Regions from separate parts of the Mus musculus genome. Here region 1 is linked to region 2. Evidence: chromatin loops called from intact Hi-C (ENCODE). Cell type or tissue: left cerebral cortex. All regions are shown on one strand.

Region 1 (8,000 bases), 120 kb before region 2:
CTTACTTACCAACAGGTTCTTCAGGGAAAATTACCTGGCATTGTCAGAGAGTAATCGACTGTGTCTGTCACCGAATGGAAAAGCTGGGACTGAGATGCTTTTTTGAGTTGGTAGAGGAACCCTCCCAAGGCTGTTAAGTTCAACTTGTCGGTCGCGTCATCAAAGAGCCTGGGTGCAAATAAACATATGTTATGGGGGAACAATGCATCAAGGACAGGTGGCAGAACGTGTATGGCAATCTGGGTGATACAATTAACAAAACTTCTGTGAAGGCACTGCAGAGAAATGGATGGTATTGTCATAACTATTATTAATGTGAACAAGTCTGCACTAACCATGGGATTTTGATGCAAAGAAAACCAGAAAGCATACTCGGAAAAAAAAAAAAATCTTTGCAGCTTTCAGGGCCAGCCATGTGTGGTAAGCACTCCTAACTGTTTGGCAAGAATGTGAAAGATGACGAGTTATTGCTTCCAGATATTCCAGGAGGTAAAACATTAGGGCCCTATAGCCACAGTGAGCTGTGAGGTATCTATAGTCTACCTGCCAAGCCTGTGGTGATGCCAGTGGTATGGGATGCCTCGTGCTGCTCAAGGGACATTGTCTTGAACAAAAATTGAATCTTGAGCCTGTTTGAAGAACTAAACTAAGACATACTAAATTGTAAGACAGAAATAGTTTAAAATATGAGGCATGGAAAGATATTACATATTCTATAAATCCAGCATAGAGAACAAGTAAGCACACCTGAAATTTAACAACAAAAGTTGAAGACCTAGTTTGAAAACGAGCCAAGGATGTGAAGGGACAAGGATGCACAAATGACTGGTGGGGTCACAGGAAAACACTGAACATGTCTTTTTGTTTCCGTCTGTAAGGAGGGAGGGCCACATCAAAACCACAAGTTACTTCTTGACACCAGAATGAGCCTTTGAAAATGTTAAGTAGTTCTGATCATTTTAGTGCATGAAATAATTTCATATGTAATGAGTACTGTTATCCATTGTGATCTGGTATCAGAGTGCCACACATAATTAAAATTCTGTAATTTTAGGGCTGGAGAGATGGCCCAGCAGTTAAGAGCACTGGCTGATTTCGCAGAGGACCCATGTTCAACTCCCAGCACATGGTTGCTCATAACCATCCGCGGCTCCAGTTCCAGGGGACACTGGGCTCTCTTCTGCAACCCTTGTGAACATGTGGGACGTGGGCATACACGTGGGTAAAATGCCAATATACATTTAGAAAGATTAAAAATTGTCTCTGCAGAGTTAGTGGCTGCGGATGCGGCTTGCTTTGTAGAGTATTTGCACAGCAGGTATTTGCACAGTATTTGCACAGCAGGTATTTGCACAGTATTTGCACAGCATGCCTGAAGCCTAGGGTTCTGGTGTTACAGCTCTATAATCCTAGTAAGTAGGAGCTGAAGGCAAAAAAGTAAGTTCAAGGCAGTCCTCGGCTACATAGCAAATTTGGGATCAGCCTAAGATACATGAAATTCTATCTTAAAACAAAACAAAACAAACAAACAAAAACAAACCCAAACAACATCAAGAAGGAAGAAAAAAAGAAGGAAAGAAAGAAAAAGAAAGAAAGGAAAAGAAAAAAAAGTCCCTGTACTTTTGTTCTGCTCTTAGATTCTATCTGTAAGTAGCAAGAATCTCTAGAAAGTCTGAAGCATTTGCTGGCTCTATCATTTTAAAGTGTATTGGCTTAAAACAAATTAGTTGACTCCACTGACCTATATTTCCTCCTCTAAGAAATAAAGTTCATAACTCATGGCTGGGGAGCCTGGAGTTTTGTGGGGTCTGTGTGAAGTGTCTGGGAAAGTGCTTGATACCATAGCCACTAACTAATGCTAACTTATATTGTCATCTCCTTATTATGGTCTGTCCATTGGGGTCTTTGAGAGAAGAGGATGCAGTCTGAGCATGGGAGCTGACTCTCAGCAGATGATCCCAGGCAGAGGAAGCAGAGGGCCTCAAGAACTTAGCCTACATGTAAGACCTATCCTTTTGAGTAAACTGACCATTCCCAGACAGAAAGTGAGGCAAAAAGAGAGAACAATACACACACACAACACACACACACACACAGAGACATTGATGTGAAGAGGTCATCCAAAATAAAGATTATCAGCATACCATGCTTTGTATAAAAAAAATTTAACAAACTTTAAAATTTATTTTTGTAGCCAGTATTAATAGATATTTAATTATAATAAATTGCCTCTTTGACTAATTCTTCCAAGAAATTCTATTAAAGTCTTTTGTGTCTACTTCAAAGATAATTATATTTGCAACTGAGGCCTTATGTTGGCAGGAGATATTCAATAAAAAACACAGCACACAAAAAACACATGCACATAACATACACAACACACATCTGCACATACATACATACACTCATATCCAAGACTCACACACACCAGCACGTACACATAGTACACACAGTACACACACATCTCATTTGCTATTTTCTAGTTTGCTTCTGGATCGTAACCATTTCTTTTTCTTATGCTCTAATAAACATACTACATGAGTGTGTTATACTCTTCCTGACACCCGTGTACCACTTCCTGGATTTTAAAACACTTTAATAGCCAATTTATTGGATACCTAGAAGCAAGTGATTTTCTACCAGTTAGAACATGTACAAATTGTGTGACTTAGTGGGGGGAAAGTGAGTCTAGGTTTAACTGTTTCTATAGAAACCAGCAGGCTCCTCAATGTCAAAGTCAGAACAGGAAGTCAGGATGTCCGAGCCCAGCCAGTGAATGTTCAGCCTGCTGCCCTAGCACCTCCGGTCTGCCCTTTTTGTAGGAAGCCTGGGTGTAACAACTATACGTTAAGGGATAAATAAGGTGATGTGGTGTGGCTGGTGATCACAAGCACTCCCAGAATCAAGACCTGTTGTCAAACATTTGAGGCAGCAACTGATTTGCCTTCTTTACCTTAATGTGGTTCTTAGACATCAGTAAGTACCATATTTATGGGTGGGCATGTCTTTATTATTTTATTTCCTGAGTATGAGTGTGTGTGTGTGTGTGTGTGTGTGTGGACAATGGGTGTCTTCCTTGATTGTGTTTTTTCATCTAGAGCTTTTTCATTCCACTTATTGCTGCAGGTTCTCTTACTGAACCCAGGGTTTGACAATTTTTGCTAGCAACTGGTTTGGCTTAGGGAGCCTGTCTTCAACTCCCAAGTGGTATGATCTCAGAGAGCTACCAGGCCTGCCTGGCCTTTTATGTGAGTCCTGCAAATCTGAACTCTGATTTCCATCTTTGTGCAATAAACACATTGTCCACTGAGCTATTTCTACAACCCATAGTAAGGGGTTTTGCAGCAAGAGTCACTAAAATTTAAGTATTACTTAATTCAACCTCATAACTACCCTCTGAAAATTACTTTTAAAAAGAACCTTATTTTACTGGCAAGGAAGTCAGACATGATAGTAAAACCATAGACTAAATTTCAGGTAGTCCACTTCAGACCTGGAACTCAGGCATTAGAGGATGGTTTGGTTCATTCAAAAAATGATGTGTGGTAGGAAGAAAGACAATGGAAAGAGGGATGGGGACAGTTCAGTTGATATCAACTGATTGTTGCCTTGCAAGCCCGAGAAGCTGGATTCAACCCCCAGAGCTTACATAAAAAAGCGGAGTGTAATGTCTCACACTTGTAACACACCCTGGTGTGGAGGAGGCACACACAAGTCTGGATCTGGAATTTGCTGGTCAGCCAGCCTAGCTTACTTGATAAGCTTGAGAGATACTGCCTCAAAAAGCAAAACAAACAAACAAGCAAACAAAAAAGTAGATAGTGCTTGAAGAACAGGCAACGCGTGCGCGCGCACGTGCGCGCGCGCGCGCACACACACACACACACACACACACACACACACACACACACACACACACACGATGCAAAGCATTTTTAGTAACTGGTTAATGCATTGTTATCCTCAGGCTGATTTTGAGACCAGACAAATTAATACAGGCATAGCCAACAGTCAATCCATGCTTAAACATCCCCAGAGTGAGTTGGCCTTGCATACCTGTCGGCCTGGGTGGAAAGGCTGAGCACCACCTTGGCAGCACTGTTCCCACTCAGACTACCTCCCCGGAAGTCCGAGGTCCGGCCACGGCTACATTCCCGAACAAGCTCCTGGATGGAGTGTGGCTGGACCACAGGGGCTGTGTTCAGGGAAGGCCCCTGCTCCAGGCTCTGCTCCTGGGATGAGCTCTTAAACTCAATTTCCCCAAGGAGGCCAGAGCTCCCAGATGTCTTCTGTGGCTGATGGATGGTCAGAGGGGGCTGGGAGATACCATCGCTGAAGTGGGTGTGCTCCAGTGTACCCACATACTCACACACCCTAGAGAGAGTCAAACAGGAAGTGAATACTGTAGCCCAGCTCTGCCGACTCTATTCATCCCACAGTGAGGTAAAACGAAATCTAGCTACCCCTGGAGTTTGCCTCAGCTTTCCTCCTTTCCTTTTATCATATTTTGCACTGCCATTTCCTCACTATGTTTGTTACTACTTAGAGACAGAAGATTTGTTTTGAATTGGGCCAGCCTTGGCACGGGTAAGCGATTCCTAAGATTCTCTCACTCATCACCGCTGGGGAAAAGACAGGCAAGAGAACTCTGTTTACCCCTTCTGTGTTGCTTAGGTTACTGCTTTACTAAACAACCTATTTGAAAACTTTCCCTGAGGCATCCCTTCTCCCTCTGTCCTATGCTCTGATTAGCTGAGAAGCACTTCCTGACGAAAGGATCCCAAACGAACATGCTTAGTGGACAGGCGCTGTTGACACAGTAGACATCTACCCAGCTATGATGTGGCTGATGCTGATAGCTCTAAATACCTGTGTCCACGTATGGAATGGGGATAAGGGGGATCCCCTAGCATGGCAGGAACAGAACAGACATGTGCAACTGCCAACTTCCAAAGGCTTTGTTCCTAATTGAACTTAAGATGCATTCTAAGACATCTCAGATAATTTAGTTGCTGTCGATGGGCATCCTGATAAACTATTCTGGTATTCTATAGTTAGGGAGTTTGTTGAATTCACATATATTGCTTGCGTGTCACCTGAATCTCTTCCCTTTGTTTTTTTTTGTAAGGCCAAGGCAAAACATCAGGTTATCAGCTTCTCTTTCTCACTCCACTTTGCTCCAGGCTGCTACATCCTGGTCCTTTCACATGTTCCTTTCACGATGGTTGGTGTAGGGGGAGGTGCTGATACTAAGGTCCGGTTCCCTAACTAGTTCTTGATTTTGTCAGTGAAGAAGGCTTTCCAAGTTCCAGGAGGAAAAGGTAGATGGAGGGAAAAAGAGGGTCTTTTCTGCACGCTTTTAAACAAGAAAGCAGCAGCAGTCATGTTCGGCCTCAGGGCAGCTAGGGCCTGCAACTTCTGCTATGGGCAGGGGCCAAGGAGGTTGGTGGGGGCTAGCTGATACAGGGTAGCTAATAAGTTTAGGGCAGGAGGAAAAAATGGGGATAATTGATGAGGGCATGCCTTTCCAGGCAGGAGATTCTGTGCCCAGAAATTGTGCTAGCCAGCAAGTTCTAAAGTAATAAAGCCGTCCAAATGTTTTCTATCCATGGAGCAAAGGCAAGGTAGAAAAAGAGAAGCTGGGTTGGGAGATGGTTAGATCAATCCGGGCTAAGCTGGGAGGGGCTGGTGGCTCGGTCACAGCTCCAGAGCTAAGGCTACCGGTAGTGTGTTTTAAAAACTACATGTAACAGGTTAGTTTTACAACCCTTAGCCATCCTGCATACTGTTCTCTTAGGAACTCAACTAGCACTTGGAGCTATATTTGTTTTAGTGACGTCAAACTGAACTCAGATCTCGCTGGGTTATCATCTGACTCTTCTCTTTCCAGGGGTGATCTGCTCGTTTTCTTTCTTCTGCTCTAATGCCAGTGCCTGGGGAGATGTGGTTCTTGACTTAGACTTAAGAGTTGCACTATTGAGTGGTCGCCATTTTGTTTTGATTTTACAGGTGCTGACTGAGACTCTCTTTACTTCCGTGCCACAAAACTCAAGAGTCAAATTCTTAGTGGTGCTTTGCACAGATGTATTACTGTGTTCTTCTTGTGTTTCTTTGTCCACTTAAACTAGATGTCTTTAATGAGGTACTGTATATACTAATGTGCGTTATCCAGGGTCCTTTTTTGTAAATAGAAAGGACAATGTACTCTCATTTAAACTGCATGGGTGTGTTCTATCTGCTACTCAAGAAAGCAGCTTTTTCTCCATTGCTATAATCCATCTGTCCCCCACGGCAATGTCAACAGATAAATCACAGTTCCTTGAATCCAGTTCTGCCATTCTGTTCTCTGCAACATACGTGCCGCAGGTACTTATCTCTTGTCCTCTTTTCTGTGTCTCACTAAAAACGTATCTAAACGGCGAACGCTCTGCTGAGATGCTGCAGACTCTGGAGTCTGTACCCTCTCTACCACCCCAGGCTTTCCAAGGCAGGGTCTGTGCCGTTAGGGGTGGGGAATACCATCATGCACCTGAACACGTGTGGCCAGCAGTCCGGGTTGTGGCTTCCCATCTCCAGGCCTACGCTGAGAATGGCATCCATGCACAAGACGTGGGCTGTGTGCAGCCACACCCCCTGCACCTTCCCCATCTGCTCCAGTTTCTGCTCCACTTTTAGTTTCACTGTGCCAGAAAGACATTTATTAAAATAGCAGTCTGAGTAAGGGAGACAGAAAGGGAGAGAGACAAGATGGAAATGAAAGAGTGTGTTCTCATGCAAGAGCAAAAGGGAAATGATATACTTCACTGGCTGCAAGCACCTCTTCAGCAGGGCTCCATCGTCCACATGCAAAGTCATGGTCAGACAAGACCCCATTCACTGGTAACCCCTGCTCTGTGGCTCTAGGGTCAGATGGATCCCGAGCTAGGTACAGGTCCTTCCAGCCCACCCATGGGTCTAGTGAGACATAACACCACTGAGGGTGGGCTCCATGTGCTAACTCCAGCCCAAACATCTGTTTCCAGATTCCTCATCCGTCCTTGTACACCTCAATTTATAAAAATCAAGAAATTCTTGGCAGTATGCAAGTAAGTCTCTCTGATATCAATATTATTTCTGATATTAATATTATTTCTGATGTGGTCATCTAAAAAACTATGTGTATGTATCTGGAGCACAAAGATGACTTCTTTCATGATGTAATTTTATCCCCGGAATCCACACTTGTATCTGTAAGCTATAAATAATGCTTTATTGAAATAAAATAAAAGTGGTGATATCTGAGGAAGAACACAAAAATTGATTTGGCATATCATTCATGCTAAGTCCTAACACAAGGCCAAATGGCAGTGCCACCCTTAAAGAAAGCTTTCCAGTTACCAGATGTGGTGGGTGATAATTCAGAGCTAAGGAATAGAGAAAACTATCTTCAAGTGACTCAGCCAGTTTCACGTCAGAAGGAGAAAGTTATTTTTAGGAAAACACTATTTGCCTCATGAATATAAGACCAGTTTCATTTTGTATTTGTTTATGATTAGAACATTTTTAGCTTTGTAAAGTGTTCTATTTTAGGAACCATAATTAAAAAAATTAAACATTTAAAAATATTTATTTTATGTGTATGAGTGTTTTATTTGCATGTATGTATGGGCACATCTGTATGTGGGCTCCCTCAGAGGTCAGAAATGGATGTCAGAACCGTACAGATGGGTGTGAGCCACCACCCAGGTACAGAGAATATAACTTGGGTCTTCTGGAAGAGCAGCCAGTGCTCTTAACAGCTGATCTATTTCCCTAGCTACAAGAACTCCGACTTGTGTGTGTGTGTGTGTGTGTATGAGTGTATGCACACACATATGTGTAGGCATGCATACCTGTGCATCTGCAGAGACCTGCAGAGATCTGAGGAGACCTGCAGAGTTAGGGTGCTGTATCCCTGAGAACTAGCGTGGAAGGAAGACTTTTGTGTTGTACCTGACGTGTAGTTTGGGAGATAAGCGATG
Region 2 (8,000 bases):
TGGTTAGTTCATAATGTTGTTGCACCTACAGGGTTGCAGATCTCTTTAGCTCCTTGGTTGCTTTCTCTAGCTCCTCCATTGGGGGCCCTCTCTCTCTTGAAATGACTGCTGTTCCATTCTAAAGAAAGCCGACTGCGTGTCTTAGTATAATCTCTGTTGCTATGATAAACATCACGACCAAAAGCAGCTTGGAGAGGAAGGGGTTTCTTTCAGGTTACAGGTTAGTCTATCATTGAAAGAAGTAAGAGCAGATGCTTGAAGAAAATACCACAAGGGAAAGCTGCTTTTCAGGTTGTTGCAGGCTCACATTCAGCTACCTCTCTCACACAGCTCATGTCCCACCTGCCTAGGCATCTCACAGTGGTCTGGACCCTCCTCTATCAATTAGCGATTAGGAAAATGCCCCGTGAACATAGTCACAGAGCAATCTGATCTAGCAATTCTTCAGTTGAAGCCCCTTCTTTTTCTCAGGTGACTCTAGGGTTATCTCCTATTCACAGCTGAAACCAATCCCAACACCAGGCTCCCCCCATGAAACTCTGAATAAGGGTTACTCCCCTCTCCTAACACAGTCTAAGTAGGAGATAAGATGGTCTAAGTTTATGGACACCCAAAATCCGTGTAGAGCATGACAGACAATTCACAAAGACCAAGTCAAGGTCCTTAAGACTGTATAATTTCATATCAGCCCAAACCCCATTATTCTTCCAATGAACCTTCCATGGATGGAGCAAGTAAACTGTGTGGTGGGGGGAGGGGGGTCAGCTTTAACTTGCCTTGTCTTTGTACTCAAGATGTTTCTCAATGATCCTTCCGTCATAGGTATGCGTGTGCCAACTCCAAAGTACTAAGTGCTCTAAGAGAGTCTGGAGGGCAGGGCTCTAAGCCAGCGGGGTAAAGAATTCCACTGAGGCAGGCACTGAAAGCTTCCTGTAAGGCTTTGAAGGAGCGGCAAAGAAATCCCAGACGGAAGAGGATCAGGAGCAAAGAAAGTAACTGCTGTGCACGGTGCCATCGACAACGTGGTGGCACAGCTAACTGCCACCAGGCCCTGGAGCTCTCCATGGGGCAAGCAGAAACGGTGCTGCTCTAGCTTCTTAAGTACATTCTTAGAAATGTACGTGTTCCTCTATTTAAAATACGAGGGCTGATGGGCGGCAAGTGTTTTCTAGTAAAAGCCTTGCCTTGGCTGTGGGAACTGGAGGGGAGTGAAAAACAGCAAACCCCTCTAGCCTCCGCCTTTGTTTATACTGCATACCCCCACTCCCCTTCAACAAACAGATTTTCACTACAGGAGTGTCTGAAATGTATGATCGGAAAAAAAAAAAGAAGAAAAATTAGAGAATGGAAAGATTACCCATTCTTTCGTGAAATCTACTCAGTCTCCCTTCTCCTCCCCTCATAGTCAGACCCTATCTCACTGAAGCTCTCATGCCCGGTTTTCCAACTGTGGTTGTTCCCATGTACCCCATGTACCCAGGAAGGTTCCGTGCTATTATTTAGCTGTCATAGCTTTATCTCTTCTCTTGCTAATTACAGAGTGATCAAGGAGCGGCAAAAGGGACCTCATCTATTCTTACGGTCAAGGTGAATTCTGAACTTGACCCAGAAAATCTACTTGTCCTCGGCTCCGGGCTTCTTCCCCAGTAGCTTCAAGGGCCTAAGTTCAACAGCCGTGGTTTAAACACAAGATGTTGAATATCGAATGCCCAACTTATTAAAAACACTGGGTTACTCTACACCTCTGCGTTTATCTCAATCCGTTTCGTTTACAGCAAACTAATAAGGAATACTAGGAATGGTGTATTTCATGCCCAGTCAGGTCCTGCTTTATTATGTTAGCCAGCCATCTGTGACCCTTCATTAGAGAGGCATTTGGGAATCCAGCTTCGAATCACTGCTGAACAGTAAACGGTAATGGCCACACTGAAATCTTACTGCGGCTTTAAGAGCCTTGCTGCTTCTCAGACAGCTAGTCCATTTGCATTTAACATTACACTAAAATGGCCAAACACTAGTTCTACCTACAAGATAAACTCCCTGGGCAATAATTGAGACAATTTAGGGCTATGCAGAGATTAAACAAAGGATGGTGCTGCTACAATTGTCTACACACAGAGACACAGACACACATGTGTGCACAAACATGTGAATTAGGACCTTCTGTCAGAACAGCATGACCTAAAACACTATGAGAATTCTGTCTTTAGTTGGACCTACGGCTAACGGCATTTCTGTGCCTTATTTTCCAGGTTGCACACAGCACAGAATCATGACAATCACCGATTGGTTTTTATTTCAAGGGAAGGGGTTCCTGGGTTTTTGTTGTTGTTGTTGTTTTTAATTAGCTGGTTACAGAGGCATATCACGCAGGCTCTGGTAAAGCAAGGGGCTTAGTGGGCTGTCTATATAGTACAGTTCACTCCACCCCCCCCACCCCCCCCACCCCCCATTCTCAGCGCCTTGGTCTTGCCTAATTGACATGTCATTCCGTTTGTTTTCCGATTTTGAGAACTGCAGCCTACAGGATGGGAAATGCTCATTTGCTACCAGGAACTTATCTCAATTTTAGCACAGCTCACACAACTAAAAGCCCACCTGTCTGAGGGCAAGTCAATAACCGAACTGCAAGAGAAACACAATTCCTTCAGTCTGTTATGTTCCATGCACAATAGCCATAAAAGCGAATATTTAGCAAGGTGGCTTCTATCAGCAAAATCAAATTAAACAAGCCTTCCTTCCTGGTTCCACTCACCAGTGTTTGAGAAGAGGGCTGTTGCTTTAATTAACTTCCTTTTTTCTTCCATACCCCTGGAAACCAGGGCCCTGATTTCATACAAGCTGGAGGTCCTAACTTGGCTATTGGGGGGGGGGGGGGGAGAGGAACCCTTGTCTATGGGCTCTAGGGACCAGGAATGAGGTTACCTCACAGCAAAGGCAACGGTTCCCATAGAGGTTTGGGAAGCGGTAAGGGAACCAGATGGAGACAGCTGGATGCCCACGCTGAGCCAAGATTTTCATACCCCGCATTAAGTATCCGAGGCAACATTCATAACCCATAGTCGGTGGCAGTCCCTCCTGCCCAGGGGCCCGAGGAGCCTGTGATCCGGGAGCAGGTGTCCCTGCGCAGCCCCTCGGCTCCCGCGCATCGCCCTCACTTACCCAGGGCCCAGGTGCAGCTCTCTTTGATGGCTTTGTATTTGCTCCCGGACGCATCTCTCTGCAGCTTCCTCAGGATCTCTTCCATCTTGGCCTTCCTAGAGCCAGGCCACCGACCCCGAGATCGCGCAGGGGACGCGCCTAGGAGGCCTCGGCACTCGTCCCCATGGCTCTCGGCGGCCGCTGATGAATCACACCCGCTCCGCGCCACAGGCCACGTCAGCCCCGCCGCCACGCCTGTTGCCACGCCCGCCGGGTCAGGTGCGCTCACCAGCAGGGGAACCCGGGAGGCCCCGGCCGTCTACCTAACGTCCAAGAGGACCTGGGGTACCAAGCTTCATCCAAAGGTGGGGATCTGTGGCTGGCTGCCGGCCAGTCTCTGCCCTAGGGAAATCACCGAGATCCACGGGCGGAAGGCAGGGAGGGGCCTGGTCGCTTGTGCCAATCACCTGCTGGGCCGGCGCATCAGGCATCTCTGAGACCTGCTACACTAGGGGGTAGATAGTAATAAATAGTAAATAGTAAACAGCTGGTCCCCTCCCTGTGTAAGGTTGGAGCCATCCAGCGAGAACTACGTCATATGCCTGCCTGCTGGGAGCTTACAATGTATTACACGCATACATTAGACTCTAATACAGTTCTCTCTAATAATTAGAGAATTCGATGTGAAAATTAAACCAGAAAAGATTTAGAAGATTAAAATGAATACGCTTCCCTTAGTACATTGAGATTTCTACCAAACCAGCTAAGGCAGAAATTGAAAAAAGAAAAAAAAATCAATAGATTTAACTGACAACTTAAAATCTATAAATAGACCAGTAGTCAACCTGTGGGACTGCCCTGTATGTTAGAAATTAATGGCCCAGTATATACACAAGGAAATTAGACCTCAGCTACTTCCCAGCCAACAAGAATGTATTCCACACAGCCCAAATCCAAAGATGTTTTTTAAAACCTTCAGTACCAGCAGGTGAAGATAGGAAAGTTAGAAGTTCAAGGTCATCCTTGCCTATACAGTCAGTGTGAGATGGGCTTGAGGGACACGAGACTGTCAAAGTAATAATAGTAATAATAATAATAATAATAAAAGAATCTCTTCCCTTCCTTCCTTTACCTCGTGTACTGGTTGTTTCCCTCTGAAGAGACACACTGGCACAGACAGTTGATGTTAGCTTTTGATAGGCAGGGAAGCCAGGGGGACTAAACTAGGAGGGGGGAGTGAGTAAGCCTCTGCTATTTGAGTGACTTCTGGTGCTTCCTTTGCCAGCTGTTACAGGCAAGAGTCCTGACTGGAAAGCAATGACCTTGTTCTGAGAGCTGTGACAGGTAGTGAGGGTGGACTTAGAAGCGAATTTTTGTTCTTTGTATTTTAATTTTTCCCCCCAAAACCAGCATCTCATTTAGTAGCTCTGGCTGTCTTGGAACTTGCTCTGTAGACCAGGCTGACTGGATTTACAGAGACCTCTGCTCTGCTTCCTGAGTGCAGGGTTTCAAGACGTGTGCCACCACACCCAGCACAAATTCAGTTTTTATTAGAAATATATTTCTACTGATAGGGATGCTGTCTGCAGAGAGAGTGATGTCTTGGGGGAGTTTAAGCAGGTTTCACATCAACCTTAGAATAAACTGGACTTTAGGTGGTCTGGAAGAGAGACATTTGGGGAGACACTGCCAAAGGGTTTGACGCCTGGATAGAGAAGACTGGATAGAGGCAGCATGAGGGGAGCATTCTGGTTTTCTTTAGGAAGTCAGAAGACGTTGGCCCCATTTGGTAAGGTAAAGATGATATGGAGGAAGGGCTTGGGAGTGTACAAGCTCAGATTTAACATGGTCTGATTGAAGAGATAATGATACATAGTGTTTTATCTATGGGCAGGAGCTCCCAGGAAATGTCTGGGATGGGAGGGATGATTTAGAGCCATTCAATATGGTGAGTGGTTGCTGTCAGAGGCCAGACAGGACCTAAGACAAGGGTCTGAGGAATTAGTACAAGGGAGAGACTGGGAGAAATCCCAGGGGTGAAAGGCAGCCAGGGAAGAAAGTGACACAAGGAAGTGTCCAGCGGGGACAGGGTGTTGACTGCTCTTAGTTCCTTCAGAGTGCCAGTTCCCAAGGGCCCTTCTGCCCACCATCCACACATCCAATGGAGCCATCTTTTGAGGGAAAGTTACTAGTGCGAAAAAGCAAACAACAAAACCTCATATTCAACCACTGCATTAACTATTTGGAATAATATATTCATCAGAATTATACCATGCATCAGAATGAATGACTGATAGTTTAAAGAGTTAGATGTAAGAATTAAACCATAAAAGGTTAAGAAGAAAAGTTAAATGGATATACTTCCTAATACATTGAAATTTTTGCAAAACCAGTTATGGCAGAAATGGGGAAAATTCAATAAATTTCATGATTTGACTATTTAAGACCTTTAAGTGGAAAGTCCCATTCACAGATTACAATGCAGATGTGAGAGTTTGAATGGAAATGTCCCCTACAGGCTCCTGTACTTGAATTGAATACTTGGTCCCCAGTTGGTAGGGTTGCCTGGGAAACTTATGGAACCTAGAAAGGGTGGAGCTTTGCTGGAGAAAGGATGGCATTAGGGGTGTGGGGCTTCGTGGTTTTATAGCCTGGCCCCACATACTCTTCTCTCTTTCTGTTTCCTGTGTGCCGATGGAAGGTGACTTGCCAGCTTTCAGCTCTTGCCTTCTTTGATGTAGCCATCTCTTCCCTGCCAAGATGGACTCTAGCCCTCTGGAAACGGAAGCCAAAGAAAACCCGTTCTTCCTGGAGTTACTTTTGGCCATGGTATTTTGTCATAGCAACAGAAAAGTCACTAATACAAGAGCAAGTTACACTCAGGTGGAAATCTATCTTTTAATTTTATGTAGTTTTATATTTTGAGCCTATTTTAAAGTTGTATTAGCTTTATAATTAAAAAGAGAATAAGTATGGTACAAACCAGGAAAATGATTCTAATAATGCCAGTGATTGGAACAGTGCTGTTAAAAAGACTCACCAAATTGTTCAAAGGTGGTAGTGTGGGTAAAAGGAAAACAAGAGGTTAATAATTCTACGAATAATAATTTACAGGATAAATACAGTTATTCATATATCTACAAAAAGTCCAGTACAACAGCACAAACTTTTAAGTGAGTGGCTAACTTTTATTAATCAAAAGTTTCATTTACAAATCCACATGGAAATGTGGTGATTTGAATGAGAAATGTCTCCTATAGTCTCCTAAATTTGAATAGTGCTATCTGGGAAGGTTTCGGCCATGTTTATTTCAAAATGCTATTGTGAGTGAAAGACTGGCAGAAGAGCCTGCCTCCCCGTGCACTGGGGATGCTGGTGAGCCTAACGTGGTCCTGCATTCCTGAAGGGAATCAGGTTGTGTACAACACATATGCTTCCAGACCAGCATTCCCTCTTCTGGCAAGTCATCCAAAGGGTGTGAAATGAAAATAAACACAAAGCTTTTCTGACAAAGATTTCCATGTGTCTTGGAATTATAAATTAATTTAAAACTATACACATGTCCAACAACAGAGAGATGGAGAGGCAATTCATATTGTATCTAAAACAGCATACTTCAAAGTTTTGGAGAATAATGTGAGAGGAATACTGGGTGAGATAAAAACAGGTTTCCAGTTTATAAGATAAATTAGATAACTGTGAAATACTATGCATTTCTGTATACTACTTGACCTAAATATTATATTTTATATACTTTGTTTACTTTATATAACGTATAAATGAGTATTTATACTTTAAATATTTGACAGAGACTGCATATAAATCTTAATATGGGCACAATGTATATATATATATGTAACAATAATAATCTTCAGTGTGGCTAACAGTGTGATTTGCTTTTCATCAAATGCATTAACTTTTATAAAGAACCAGGGTACTTTTTAAAATGGTTCAAAAATGCAATAATAATAAACAGTACCATCAATAGCCTCAGAGGACAGATATAGCATACATGAGGATTAAATAAATAAACAGAAACATGGAGTGGCGTGGGCAGAGTCTGTCCTGGTGACTTAGAAACAGGTGTCATCACGTGTGTAAATGATCCTCTCAACAGCGGTGACTGTGAAGGAAAATGAGTATTTCTATCTTTGATCCTCAGCTAACAGTATAAACTTACTCTGCATTGCTATCCAGTGTACACAGGCACACATGTAGAAAGAGGTCAAAGCATACAAACAAAAGGGGTTGCTTTTGGTTTTGTTTGAGCCAGGATATAGCACTGGCTTATCTTGAATTCAGGATATTCCTGACTGAGAATTTCAGAGTGCAGAAATTATAGGAATGCCTCACCAACAACATTAACTTTTAACCATTGAATTGCTATTAATATTATTTTATTCATTGTAGTTGGCACGTGGGCCTACTCCTGAGTCCCTCCAGGCCGGGAGCATACAGACACTGTTGCATGCGCAGCCGTGATAGTCCATCTTTGATCCCTTTTGTCTCATTTTCGAAGCTTCACTTCTTTACAACTGTGGTTTATACAAATATTGGAATCAAGAGCACTCACTGATGCTTAAACTGGTGTGTGCATGTTTAATAGTTTTTGGAAACTATTAAAATTTGAAATTGAGACTTGTAATTAATATCTTTGATTTTATTCATTCCAAATTTCTCCACTGGTATGTATTGTTCTCCTCATGTGATTATTTAAAAGGCATTTTCTAACAGTTGTGTATATTTAGCATCTTGAAATATGTGTTACTCTTCTGTGACTACAAATTCAGTTAATTAAAAAAAAATATGCCAACATTTTTAAAAGCTCAGAACCAGTTCTAAATGCCAAGCTTTTAGTG

Evidence for each region. A loop is a pair of places that touch in the nucleus more often than their neighbours do. Peaks named below come from ENCODE experiments on the same cell type or tissue, not always from the same donor. Only the 100,000 strongest peaks of a DNase experiment are listed, where the experiment ranks them.
Region 1: it touches region 2 in a loop (4-fold over the local background); 3 of 42 quality-filtered maps call a loop at or near these places.

Annotation. Positions count from the first base shown.
Region 1 is chr10:18,621,092-18,629,091 of GRCm38, forward strand. It overlaps Arfgef3 (ARFGEF family member 3), which reads right to left. Exons shown (of 34, transcript NM_001033258.4): 18 at 6,530-6,680; 19 at 4,057-4,374; 20 at 35-168. Among named protein-coding and RNA genes, the nearest start is that of Hebp2, 79 kb to the left of the region's middle. In left cerebral cortex, no CTCF peak of the experiment used is centred here; DNase peaks (open chromatin) are centred at 1,264, 3,675, 4,429, 5,922 and 2 more places; H3K27ac peaks cover 1,928 bases.
Region 2 is chr10:18,740,379-18,748,378 of GRCm38, forward strand. Arfgef3 (ARFGEF family member 3) reads right to left here and starts at 3,380. Exons shown (of 34, transcript NM_001033258.4): 1 at 3,163-3,380. The coding sequence starts at 3,247. It overlaps Gm32926 (predicted gene, 32926), which reads left to right and starts at 3,093. Exons shown (of 5, transcript NR_152783.1): 1 at 3,093-3,506. In left cerebral cortex, CTCF peaks have their summits at 3,437 and 4,141; DNase peaks (open chromatin) are centred at 1,072, 1,535, 1,715, 1,987 and 4 more places; H3K4me3 peaks cover 3,251 bases; H3K27ac peaks cover 2,416 bases.